Regions from separate parts of the Homo sapiens genome. Here regions 1 and 2 are each linked to region 3. A link is a contact called in ENCODE Hi-C or POLR2A ChIA-PET data. All regions are on one chromosome and are shown on one strand. Each heading gives the region's core, a stretch centred on a gene start or an enhancer-like site at or near the end of the contact. The rest is flanking DNA. Distances are from core to core; before and after follow the strand shown.

Evidence for each region. A loop is a pair of places that touch in the nucleus more often than their neighbours do. ChIA-PET counts read pairs that join two places held with the same protein, here RNA polymerase II (POLR2A). Pooled maps may share reads with other maps.
Region 1: a pooled map shows a loop between it and region 3 (2.9-fold over the local background). The contact joins the promoter of LINC01855 here to the enhancer-like site in region 3. A Hi-C loop is called at or near these places in 2 of 50 pooled maps. POLR2A ChIA-PET finds 5 or more read pairs at or near these places in 4 of 52 experiments (GM12878, HEK293T, WTC11 and 1 more).
Region 2: a loop to region 3 is called in a map of HCT116, with 6 times the contacts of the local background. The contact joins two enhancer-like sites. A Hi-C loop is called at or near these places in 1 of 168 maps with a recorded cell type or tissue (HCT116), 4 of 37 single-sample maps with no recorded cell type and 14 of 50 pooled maps. POLR2A ChIA-PET finds 5 or more read pairs at or near these places in 3 of 52 experiments (T-cell and WTC11).

The regions. Positions count from the first base shown.
Region 1 is chr19:16,063,898-16,067,169 of GRCh38, forward strand. It overlaps LINC01855 (long intergenic non-protein coding RNA 1855), which reads left to right and starts at 1,790. Exons shown (of 3, transcript NR_146442.1): 1 at 1,790-1,858; 2 at 1,971-2,139; 3 at 2,208-2,415. RefSeq lists an enhancer at 2,942-3,236.
Region 2 is chr19:16,040,317-16,043,741 of GRCh38, forward strand. LINC00905 (long intergenic non-protein coding RNA 905) reads left to right here. Exons shown (of 5, transcript NR_024335.2): 5 at 1,123-1,819. Among named protein-coding and RNA genes, the nearest start is that of LINC00905, 8.3 kb to the left of the region's middle. Within about 2 kb of position 1,340, at least 5 of the 41 ENCODE cell types and tissues checked have a DNase peak (open chromatin) inside an H3K27ac peak, as active enhancers do.
Region 3 is chr19:16,246,026-16,249,778 of GRCh38, forward strand. No RefSeq gene overlaps it. Among named protein-coding and RNA genes, the nearest start is that of AP1M1, 50 kb to the left of the region's middle. Within about 2 kb of position 1,731, at least 2 of the 41 ENCODE cell types and tissues checked have a DNase peak (open chromatin) inside an H3K27ac peak, as active enhancers do.

The DNA of each region.
Region 1 (3,272 bases), core at 540-3,039, 180 kb before region 3:
TGACCTCAAGTGATCCTTCCACCTCAGCCTCCCAAAGTGCTGGGATTACAGGCGTGAGCCATTTTGCCTGACCTCCTTGAACTTTTGTATCAAAAGACAGTCATTTGCCCTATTGTAATTCATTCCATAATTGCAGTTATTGGTTGTCTTGCCCCACTGGGATGAGTCATGTCCACCACAGTGTTCCAAAAACACGCACATGGTAGTAGATGCTTGATAAATGACTCTGGGTCTCATGACTGGGAGGTGGCTGGGATGCTGATGGGCTGTTCTCTTTCCCCCATCCTGTCCTTAGAAGCCCCCAGTTGGAGAGGTTGTAGTGCAGGAGGGAAGCTCACTCCTGAGCTATAAATGGCAGCCTCCACCTGCCTCATGCTCCAGAATACACAGCCTGAACAGCTGGGGCAGGGCCCCCAGCGTCCGGGAACCCCAAATGACCCTCCCGGCCCTGACCAGGGCTCCTGGGGTGTTCCCTGGAGCTCATGCCCAGAGGGGATGTAAGTCCATTACCAAGGCTGCAGACGACACACTAAAGATGCTGATGGGGTCATGCAGCTAGTCCTAGCGCCATTCCTAGCCTGTGTCTCCCCTCCTCCGCATCAGACTCCACCTCTGGGAGCTCCCTTTGCAAGAAACCGTACCAGGGACAAGGGTCTTCCCTACAAGGCCATGAAGCACGCAGATATCTCCTGCGGGAGGAATCTCTTTCCGAGGTCGGTGGTGTCAGGCCTGGAATTAGCCACACCACCTGCGGCGAGGCTGGTCCCAGGGTCTCTGGGGACACAGCGGGGGACAGCAGGGGTGGAGAGGACATCAGGACTGACCTCTGATGACTCAGCCTGAGATAGTGAAGAGAATGAGAAATGGTGGGCATGGAGGCCTGGTTGTGGCAGAGCGGGGTGGGTGAGGGAGTCTTAGGACTTCTTGCCAGCTCGGTCCTAGAGTCAGCTGGGCCACTCACAAGCTGGGTGACTGTGGGTGAGTCACTCTGGGCCTCAGTTTCCCTATTTGTAACACAGGGAGGGGCTTATAACCGCAGCTCATTCCTGGAGTTCATTGTAAAGGCAAAGGGGCCTACGTTGCAGCTGCCTCACCTGGCTGGATGGCCTCTGACATAGAGGGCCAGCCTCAATTTCCTCCTCTGTAAAAATGGGAATAAAAGGCCAGGCACAGTGGCTCATGCCTGTAAACCCAGCACTTTAGGAGGCAAAGGTGGGTGGATCACATGAGGTCAGGAGTTGGAGTCCAGCCTGACCAACATAGCAAAACCCCGTCTCTGCTAAAAATACAAAAATTTAGCCAGGGGTGGTGGCAGGCACCTGTAGTCCCAGCTACTCGGGAGGCTGAGACAGGAGAATCACTTGAACTTGGGAGGCAGAGGTTGCAGTGAGCCAAGATCATGCCACTGCACTCCAGCTTGGGTGACAGAGCAAGACTCTGTCTCAAAAAAAAAGAGGGGAATAAAAACAGTGCCCCCCCCTCCAGCTTATGGCTCAAAGTGGGATCTGTGAGTCATCTGCTAGGCTTAGTCCATGAACAGCATTTCTTCATTATCCACCCAGGGTCCTTTCATCATGACTGACGTCCCTCGAGATGCAATTATTCTGGTCTGCTTTTGTCACAGGACGAAACTGTCTGTGTAGCATGGGGGAGGGGTGGGATAAGGGAGGAGGATGAAGAACGGAGTTGGGGAGGGGTCTGGGCTTGGCCCCCTTAACTCCGGAACACAGGGAGAAGTCAATGTCTTTAGCGCATGAAAGAAGTTCTAGAATGTTCTATTTGCTACCTTTTCAGCCCCTGCACCAACAGGGGTGAAGTTTTCACCATGACAAAGAGAAGGAAGCTGGCTTAATGAACAGTGAGGCAGCTGGGAGGGGGCAGAGGGAAGCTGGACACTCTTGGCCCGAACCTACAGTCCCCAGTGGCACTGACCACTACCCATCTCTTCCACGATCCTGTTTCCTCTACAGCCTTGGGCAGAAAACAAGGAGGCCTCCCTACCTCCACTTCATCCCACACAGGAGTCTTGATGCTGGGTGGGAGTCCAGGAGTCTGTCTAGGAATCCAGGAAGGCTTCCTAGAGGAGGAGCCATTGCATCTGGGCCTTGAAGGATGAATAGAAGTTTCCTAGGCAGCGAAGTGTGTGTGTGTGTGTGTGTGTGTGTGTGTGTGTGTTTCATTTTAACAAACACTTTCCTATCTTCTAGGGGCCAGGTACTCAGAAGACCACAGACAAGACCCAGCCCCATGGCCTGCCCCAAAGAGTTCACATCTCATAAATGATGCTTGAATAATAACAATAATAGTAACAGCTCCCACATGCTGAGTGTGCGCTGCTAGGACACAGCATGTGACAGGAATTCAGTGCCTGAATGAATGAGCCAATAAATTAAACTTTCTCTTTAAAAAAAAAAATTCTTTTTGTTTTATTCTTTTAGCTCTACTATCTAAGGAAGGAAAAAGCTTTCTGGAGTCAGCAAATCCTGCCCTTGATTGCTGGAGGGGAGAACGGAGGCATAGTAGGGTCAAGGAGATGGACGGCACAAAGGCCTGGGGGTGGGAAAACTGGAGTACAGGGGTCCAGTGTGGAGAGAGTTGGGGGCAGAGTCTTAAGCGGGGAGCTAAGGCACTAAGGCCGTCTCCTGTTCTTTGGGAACTGGGGAGCCACACCTTGATTCCCAGCACAAGAGGGAGGAAAGGAAGACCTGAGATCTAGAGAGGACAGCAGGAGCCTGCCCTGGGCTCCAAGAGTTTCAGAGATGGCCCAGATCAGTTGATTGAGTGGCCTTCTCCCTGTCATGAGCCACAAGCAGTAGAAGCCACAGGGGGGCAGAAGAGATGGAGAGATGGAGAGAGACACAGCGACAGTCACCAGAAGAGAGACAGGGGCATGGCAGAAAGAGGTGGGAGAAATCCAGGAAGGCTCCCTGGGGGTGGTGGCCGGAAATAGGGTGGAGGCCTAATCCCTGATACTAGAGAGGCAGGACCTAGAGGGGAGGAGAAAGCTTGATGCTAGGCAGGAAGTCCAAAAGTCTGTCTAGGAATCCAGGACGGCTTCCTGAAGGAGGGGCCATTGGATCTGGGCCTTGAAAGATAAATAGACGTTTCCTACATTTCCTAGGCAGAGAAAAGTGTGTGTGTGGGCGGTGGGGGAGGGGGGAAACGGGGAATTGCTCATTTTACTTAACAAGTACTTTCCCATTTTTAGGGGACCAGGTACTCAGTGGGCCACAGACAAGACCAAGGCAGAAAAGACAGGCGCCTCCCCACAT
Region 2 (3,425 bases), core at 90-2,589, 210 kb before region 3:
GATGATGTTGAGGCCAGGAGTGAGAGGAAGGTCAGCAGGCAGACAGGGCCCATGTGGACAGAAAGGGTTTATTCCAAGTCCAGACATGACCAATAGCGATAAAAAGGGGGAACAATTGGAGTAATCCATGGGAGAAGGAGTGAGCCTGAATTTGAAAGATGGAGAGAACTGGACGTGGAGGAGGGGAGGGAGGAAGGCAGAACAAAGGAAATAAGAAGCTGTTGACCAAAATACATATGTTGTGATTCCATGCATATGATCAAAACGTGATCGTGTAATCATGCACATTTCTCAAATTCAAATGGACAAGGTATACATAATTTTTCCCATTCCTCCCACGAAGCACAACTAAAACCCTGGGCCAGACATCATACATAAAAACATAAGACTCTGAATAAGATTCAGCCTTTAAAAACAAAGCTTGTGTTTACGTGGATGAACCCGGAAGACGTTCAGTGAAATAAGCCAGGCACAGAAAAACAAATACTTCCTGTCTCACTTGTGGAATCTAAAAAGCTGAACTCCCAAGTAGAATGGTGGCTCCAGGGACTGAGGGAGGGAGGAGGGACTGAACAGATATTGGCCAAAGGGCACAAGAGGAATTGTTCAACATGGTGACTCTAGTCAATGTATTTTATTCTTGAAAAATGCTGAGTAGTCTGGGCGCAGTGGCTCACACCTGTAATCCTAGCACGCTGGGAGACTGAGGGGGATCACTTGAGGCCAGGTGTTTGAGACCAGCCTGGGCGACATAGTGAGACCTCATCTCTTTTTTTTTTTTTTTTTTTTTCAATATAAAAAAACTGAATTGCTGAGCAAATTTTAAGTGTTCTTACCACAGAAAAAGAGATAAGCATGGAGGTATGGTCACGGGTATGTCAAGGAAATGTTAAATTAGCTTGATTTAGATATTTTACGCTGTACGCCTATGTCAAAACATGTTCTATGCATCATATTTACAACTTTGTCAAAATAAAAAGTGATTGGGAAATTGGATCAAACTAGAAAAATGTAAGACTCTGAATGATGGAGGGAAGGCAGACACAGTGGGAATTTCAGGACCCAAGGAATGACACGAAAGTCAATTCTTTGGTGTTTTGTTTTGTTTTTCGCCACATACAGCCCAGGCTTGGACCTGAAGAAGCTGGCAACCCGCGAACGCCAACAGGCACAGTCGAAAAAAGCAAAAGAAAAATCCCAAACAAAATCCTGTTCTCCCTAGCCAAAGGACCAGGAGAGGGGGCAGCCCAGCAAGACAAAACACATTTACACAATTCTGGCTAACCTCAGCCAGTCCTTGGCCGTGAGTTCGTTTTTCTGCCACCTCACTTTGGGGCTGGGCTGGTTCTCCACCCTCGCAGGGTGCGTTTCTCAATCCAGACGCTGGGGGGCGCTAGTACCTCGCGAGCTCCGCGAGGATCATTCCCGGGACGCCGCGGAGTCACCTCCCCTCCTAGGGACCCAGAGCTTCCCAGGGCCGCGCCTGTAGGTTTTCCAGAGGTCCCCGAAAACGTTAAAGACCTGGAAGGAAAAAAAAACTGTAAAACCACACACTTTGATATTTGACAACGTAAAAGCAAGGCTGCAAAATCAAAATCAATGAACGCTTGAAGGAAATGTCTACTTAGCTAGACATAGTGCCACCTGGATTCACTGTTGGCTCCAGAATCCCCCCCACGGTGTCATCACGTTGGAAAGTTTTTGTGGGTTAGATGTTCTCTGTTGGCAAGAATGCCTGTACATGCCCAAGAAGCATATGAGTTTAATGGGACCCCAATAACTTCAAAAGCAAAAAGATAACGATCCTTTCTACTTTTTTAACTTTGTGTGTGTGTGTATCAGGGTCTTGCTCTGTTGCCCAGGCTGGAGTGCAGTGGCGCAATCACAGCTCACTGCAGCCTCAAATTCCTGGACTCAAACCGTCTTCCCACTTCAGCCTCCCAAGTAGCTGCGAGGATGCACACCACCACGCCCGACTAATTTTTTTTATTTTTTTAGAGTCAGGGTCTCACTATGTTGCCAGGGCTGGTCTCAAACTCCTGGGCTCAAGTGATCCTCCTGCCTCGGCCTCCCAAAGTGCTGGGATTATAAGTGTTAGCCACCGCACCCAGCTTCTTCTTGTTTTAACAGGAAGAAATACATTCAATGTGAGTGCCTTTTAATGTTTGATATTAAACAAGTCCTCCACGAGTGCAGGTACCCAGGGATGTGCCATACAGCCCTCTGCCTTCACCTATGCTGTTCCCTTTGGCCTCCATCACCCTTCCCTTCCCACATCAGCCAATTCACCTCCCATTCATCCTTCATATTTTAGCTCAGTGTTACCACTTCAGGAAAACCTTCCCTGGTCCCAAGGGACAAGATACTGTTTGTCTTCACCTGGAACATCCTAAGGGCTCAATAACGAATGAATGAATGAATGAATGAATGAATGAATGAATGAATGAATGAACACAGGTGCATAAGCATGATAGGCTTGTCCTTGTAGGGCCTTCCCATGCCACTCAAAATACATATGACCTCATTGCAAAAATATGAATACTGGCTCACAAAGTCATCCTGCAAAATCAGGCACATTCAACAACAGCCCTGTGCTGAGCCGTGTCGGGGCAGTAGAGAAAGCTCAACCCAAAACCCTACTCTTGAGAGGCTCCTCTCTGGGGGTTGGAGCACAGAGCCAGACACAGACATCACTGGCCTGTGTGTTCAATGAAGGAAGGGAGGGAGGGAAGGAGAGAGGCCGGGATGAATGGTTGGATGGGTGGATGGATGAAGGGATGGAAGGATGAATGAGTGGATGGATGGATGGATGGATGGATGGATGGATGGATGGATGAATGGAGGAATGGAGGGATGGATGGATGAATGGGTAGATGGATGAATGGATGCAGGGAGGGATGGAGGGATGGATGGGTGGATGGATGAAGGGATGGAGGGATGAATGGGTGGAGGATAGATGAATAAACGAATGGATGGAGGGATGAAGGGATGAATGGGTAGATGGATGAATGGAGGGAGGGAGGAAAGGAGGGGTGGATGGGTGGGTGGATGGATGGATGGATGGATGGATGAATGGGTGGAGGATGGATGAATAAACGAATGGATGGAGGGATGAAGGGATGAATGGGTAGATGGATGGGTGGATGGATGGAGGAATGGAGGGAGGGATGGATGAATGGGTAGATGGATGAATGGATGGAGGGAGGGATGGAGGGATGGATGGGTGGATGGATGAAGGGATGGAGGGATGAATGGGCAGAGGATGGATGAATAAATGAGTGGATGGAGGGATGGATGATGAATGGGTAGATGGATGAATGGATGAAGGGATGAAGGGAGGGATAAAGGGATGAATGACTGGGTGGATGGATGGATGAATGAAGGAATGGAGGGATGGGTAGATGGATAAAGGGATGAAAGGAGGG
Region 3 (3,753 bases), core at 481-2,980:
ATCGTGAAACCCCATCTCTACTAAAAATACAAAAATTAGCCGGGCACAGCGGCATGTGCCTGTAATCCCAGCTACTCGGGAGGCTGAGGCAGGAGAATCACTCGAACCTGGGAGGCGGAGGTTTCAGTGAACCAAGATCTCACCATTTCACTCTAGCCTGGGCAACAAGAGCAAAACTCCATCTCAAAAAGAAAGAAATATATATGAGTAGATATTAAATGTGTACACATATATACATATATAAAGGCTAAAATAATGATCTAAGCCTCCATCTCAAGAAGTTAGAAAAAGAACAACAAAATAAATGTAAGAGCACAGAAAGAAGGAAATAATAGGGAGTAGATACAAAGAAAATGGAAAAGAAACACTCAATAAAGAAAATCAACAAAGTGAGTTTATTTAAAAAAAAATGAATGAAATTGAAAAACCGCTAGGGAAATTGATCAACATGAAAAGAAAGCACACATAGCTGTTACTGGAATTGGGTTGGGGGAGACATTACTATAGATTTAAAGACATTAAAACGATTAGAACAGGACACATGTCTAGGGTTGTGTGAGGTATTCACTTCCCAAGGGTAGAGAGCTTCTGCTCACCAAGCTGTGATCCCTGGCCTAGAGTTCCAGCCACATAGCGAGAAAGGGGTTTCTTTTTCTAATTCACAAAACACGATACAGGCTAGTGGACCCCCAAATAAAAGAATATTTAGAATAAAACCCTATCAAAAAAAAAAAACAATAGCTAGAACAGTATGAACAATGCTAGGGGCTGGGTGTAGGTGGCTCACGCCGGTAATCCCAACACTTTGGGAGGCTGAGGCAGCTGGATCACCTGAGGTCAGGAGTTTGAGACCAGCGTGGCCAACATGATGAAACCCCGTCTCTACTAAAAATACAAAAAATTAGTTGGGCATGGTGGCAGGCACGTGTAATCCCAGCTACTCGGGAGGCTAAGGCAGGAGAATCGCTTGAACCTGGGAGGCGGAGGTTGCAGTGAGCCGAGATCACGCCACTGCACTCCAGCCTGGGCAACAGAGTGACTCTGTCTCAAAAAAAAAAAACTACACTTGATCTTAGCCAAAAGGCCAAGACACGATAAAATAATAATAATAATAAATGATGCTAAGGAAAAGAGTGACTTGCTGAAGGACGTTGTCCCCATTATGTGTGCAAAGTTTAAAATTACATGAAACAAAATGATGTATTATTTATGGCCAAATAATAAAAGATAGAGCCATCATCAGCATGTCTGTGATGGCCTAAGACCATCTTTTAATAAAGATTGTAATTCAGGTCATTCCCCTCCCCTGCTCAAAATCCTCCCATGGCTCTCCAGTGCCCTCAGAGTAAAGTCCCCGCTCCCTTGTCCTCCGGGTCCAGCTGGTCCTCCTCTGGCTTCCACTCTCGCCTTTCCTCCCTCTTCACCTGCCACTCGCGCCTCTTTGCCCCAAGCTTGTTCTCACCTCAGAACCTTTGCAGTTGCCAGTGCCTTCTGTCTGGTGCACCCTTGCCTCCGCTGCCTCCTTGAAATTCATTGCTCAACTCAAGTGTCCCCTCCCCTCCAGCCACTCCAGCTTGTCGAAACATGCAGCTGTGATTTGTTCCACTTTTGCTGGCACACCCCTGGTCTGCCTAGAAGTTCCACAAGGACACCCCCGCCCCATCTGATTTGTCACTGCTGTGTCTCTAGGGTCCAGAGCAGTACTGCTCTGGGACTGGGATCTGGGGATGCAAGGCTCTGCCAGCCGTGACCACCAGGGGGCATCCACGGGTCAGAAACCACGGCTTGGAGACCCACCCGGCCAGGCCACAGAGAGAGGTGTGCGGGACAGGCCTGGGAAGAGGGAGACTCCAGCCCTCTCTGAACACAGCGACCCCAACACCACTGCTATCCTTCCTGAGGGTCCTCCCTGCAGCCTGATGGTGAAGATGAGGAAACTGAGGCTCAGAAAGGCCACAGGGGACGGGCGCGGTGGCTCATGCCTGTAATCCCAGCACTTTATCACTTGAGGTCAGGAGTTCAAGACCAGCCTGGCCAACATGGTGAAACCCTGTCTTTACTAAAAATGTCAAAAAAAAAAAAAAAAAAAAAGCTGGGCATGGTGGTGGGTGCCTGTAATCCCAGCTACTCAGGAAGCTGAGACAGGAGAATCGCTTGAACCCAGGAGGCAGAGGTTACAGTGAGCCGAGACCATGCCACTGCACTCCAGCCTGGGCAACAGAGTGAGACTCTATCTCAAAAAAAAAAAGCCACAGAAATGTCAAACACTCCTTCCCCCTCCTCACAGGACATTGACAGGGAAGCTACAGATGGAGGGTGGGTGGGGACGCTGGGGTCCCTGGCCTGGCTGGGAGGACCAAGTCAGGGCAGCCAGGCTCAGACTGACCCTGCTGTCCATGAGGAGCCTCAGCTCACACAGGCAGCCCAATCCCTGCCTGGGTTCAGCAGCTCCCATTGCACACATGGGGAAACTGAGGCTCAGAGACAGGCTGGAGCTGGACTCTGTACACCAGAACCCGGCAGGTCCTGCCACACCATTGCTGCCCAACGAATCCTCCCCAGCTGCCATCTGTGCTGGGGCTTGGGGACTCAGTGTGGACGACAGCAGGCGGGTGCCCCTCACCCACTTCCCACCAGTTCCCTATTCAATAGATGGAGAACTGAGTCTGAGCCCACCCAGCTTCATCCAGGGGCTACAAACTCAGACTACCCCCCACAAGAGGAAACGCCCAGTGGCCTGCCCCTGGAGTGGGTAGGGAAGCCCCGTGTTCAAAGCTGTGCCCCACAAACCTGGCTCCCCGTGCTGTGTGACCTTGAACAGGCTCCTTGCCCTCTCTGGGCCTGTTTCTCTGTCCACTGGGGGCCTCTTCATGCCATTTTGTTAGAAGAGTCTCTAAAAGAAGAAAAAGATCACTTGTCAACCAATTAAGAACTGCTCAGATGCTCTTTCTAAGCACTGAGGTTCTTTTACATGACACAAAGACCCTGATATGGCCAGTGCGCTGTTGTTTATTGAAATTGAGGTGAAATTCACATAACACATGGTTAACCATTTTATTTTATTTTATTTTTTATTTGAGACAGGGTCTCACTGTGTCACCCAGGCTGGAGTGCAGTGGTGCGATCACAGCTCACTGCAGCCTCGGCCTCCTGGGCTCAAGCGATCCTCCCACCTCTGAGTAGCTGGGACAACAGGCGCATGCCACCATGCCTGGCTAATTTTTGTAGTTTTGGGTAGAGACAGGGTGTCACTAGGTTGCCAGGGCTGGTCTTGAACTCTTGGGTTCAAGCGATCCTCCCGCCTCGGCCTCCCAAAGTGCTGGGCTTACAGGTGTGAGCCACCGTGCCCGGCTACAGTTAACCATTTGAAAGTGAACAATTCAGTGGCATTTAGGACATTTGCAATGTCGTGCAACCTCTGTCTGATTCCAGAACATTTCCATCACCCCAAAAGGAAACCCCGTCCCCATCAGCAATCACTCCTCATTCCTCTTCCCCAGCCCCAGGTAACACCAATCTACCTTATGTCTCTATGGATTTGCCTGTTCTAGGCATTTCATATCAATGGAATCTCACACTACGTGGCCTTTTGTGTCTGGCTTCTCTCACTCAGCATTGTGGGGATTTATTTGTTTGTTTGTTTGTTTTTTGAGACGGAGTCTCGCTCTGTCGCCCAGGCTGGAGAGCAGTGGCACGATCTCAGCTCACTGCAACCTCTGCCTCCCGGGTTCAAGCGATTCTCCTGCCTCAGCC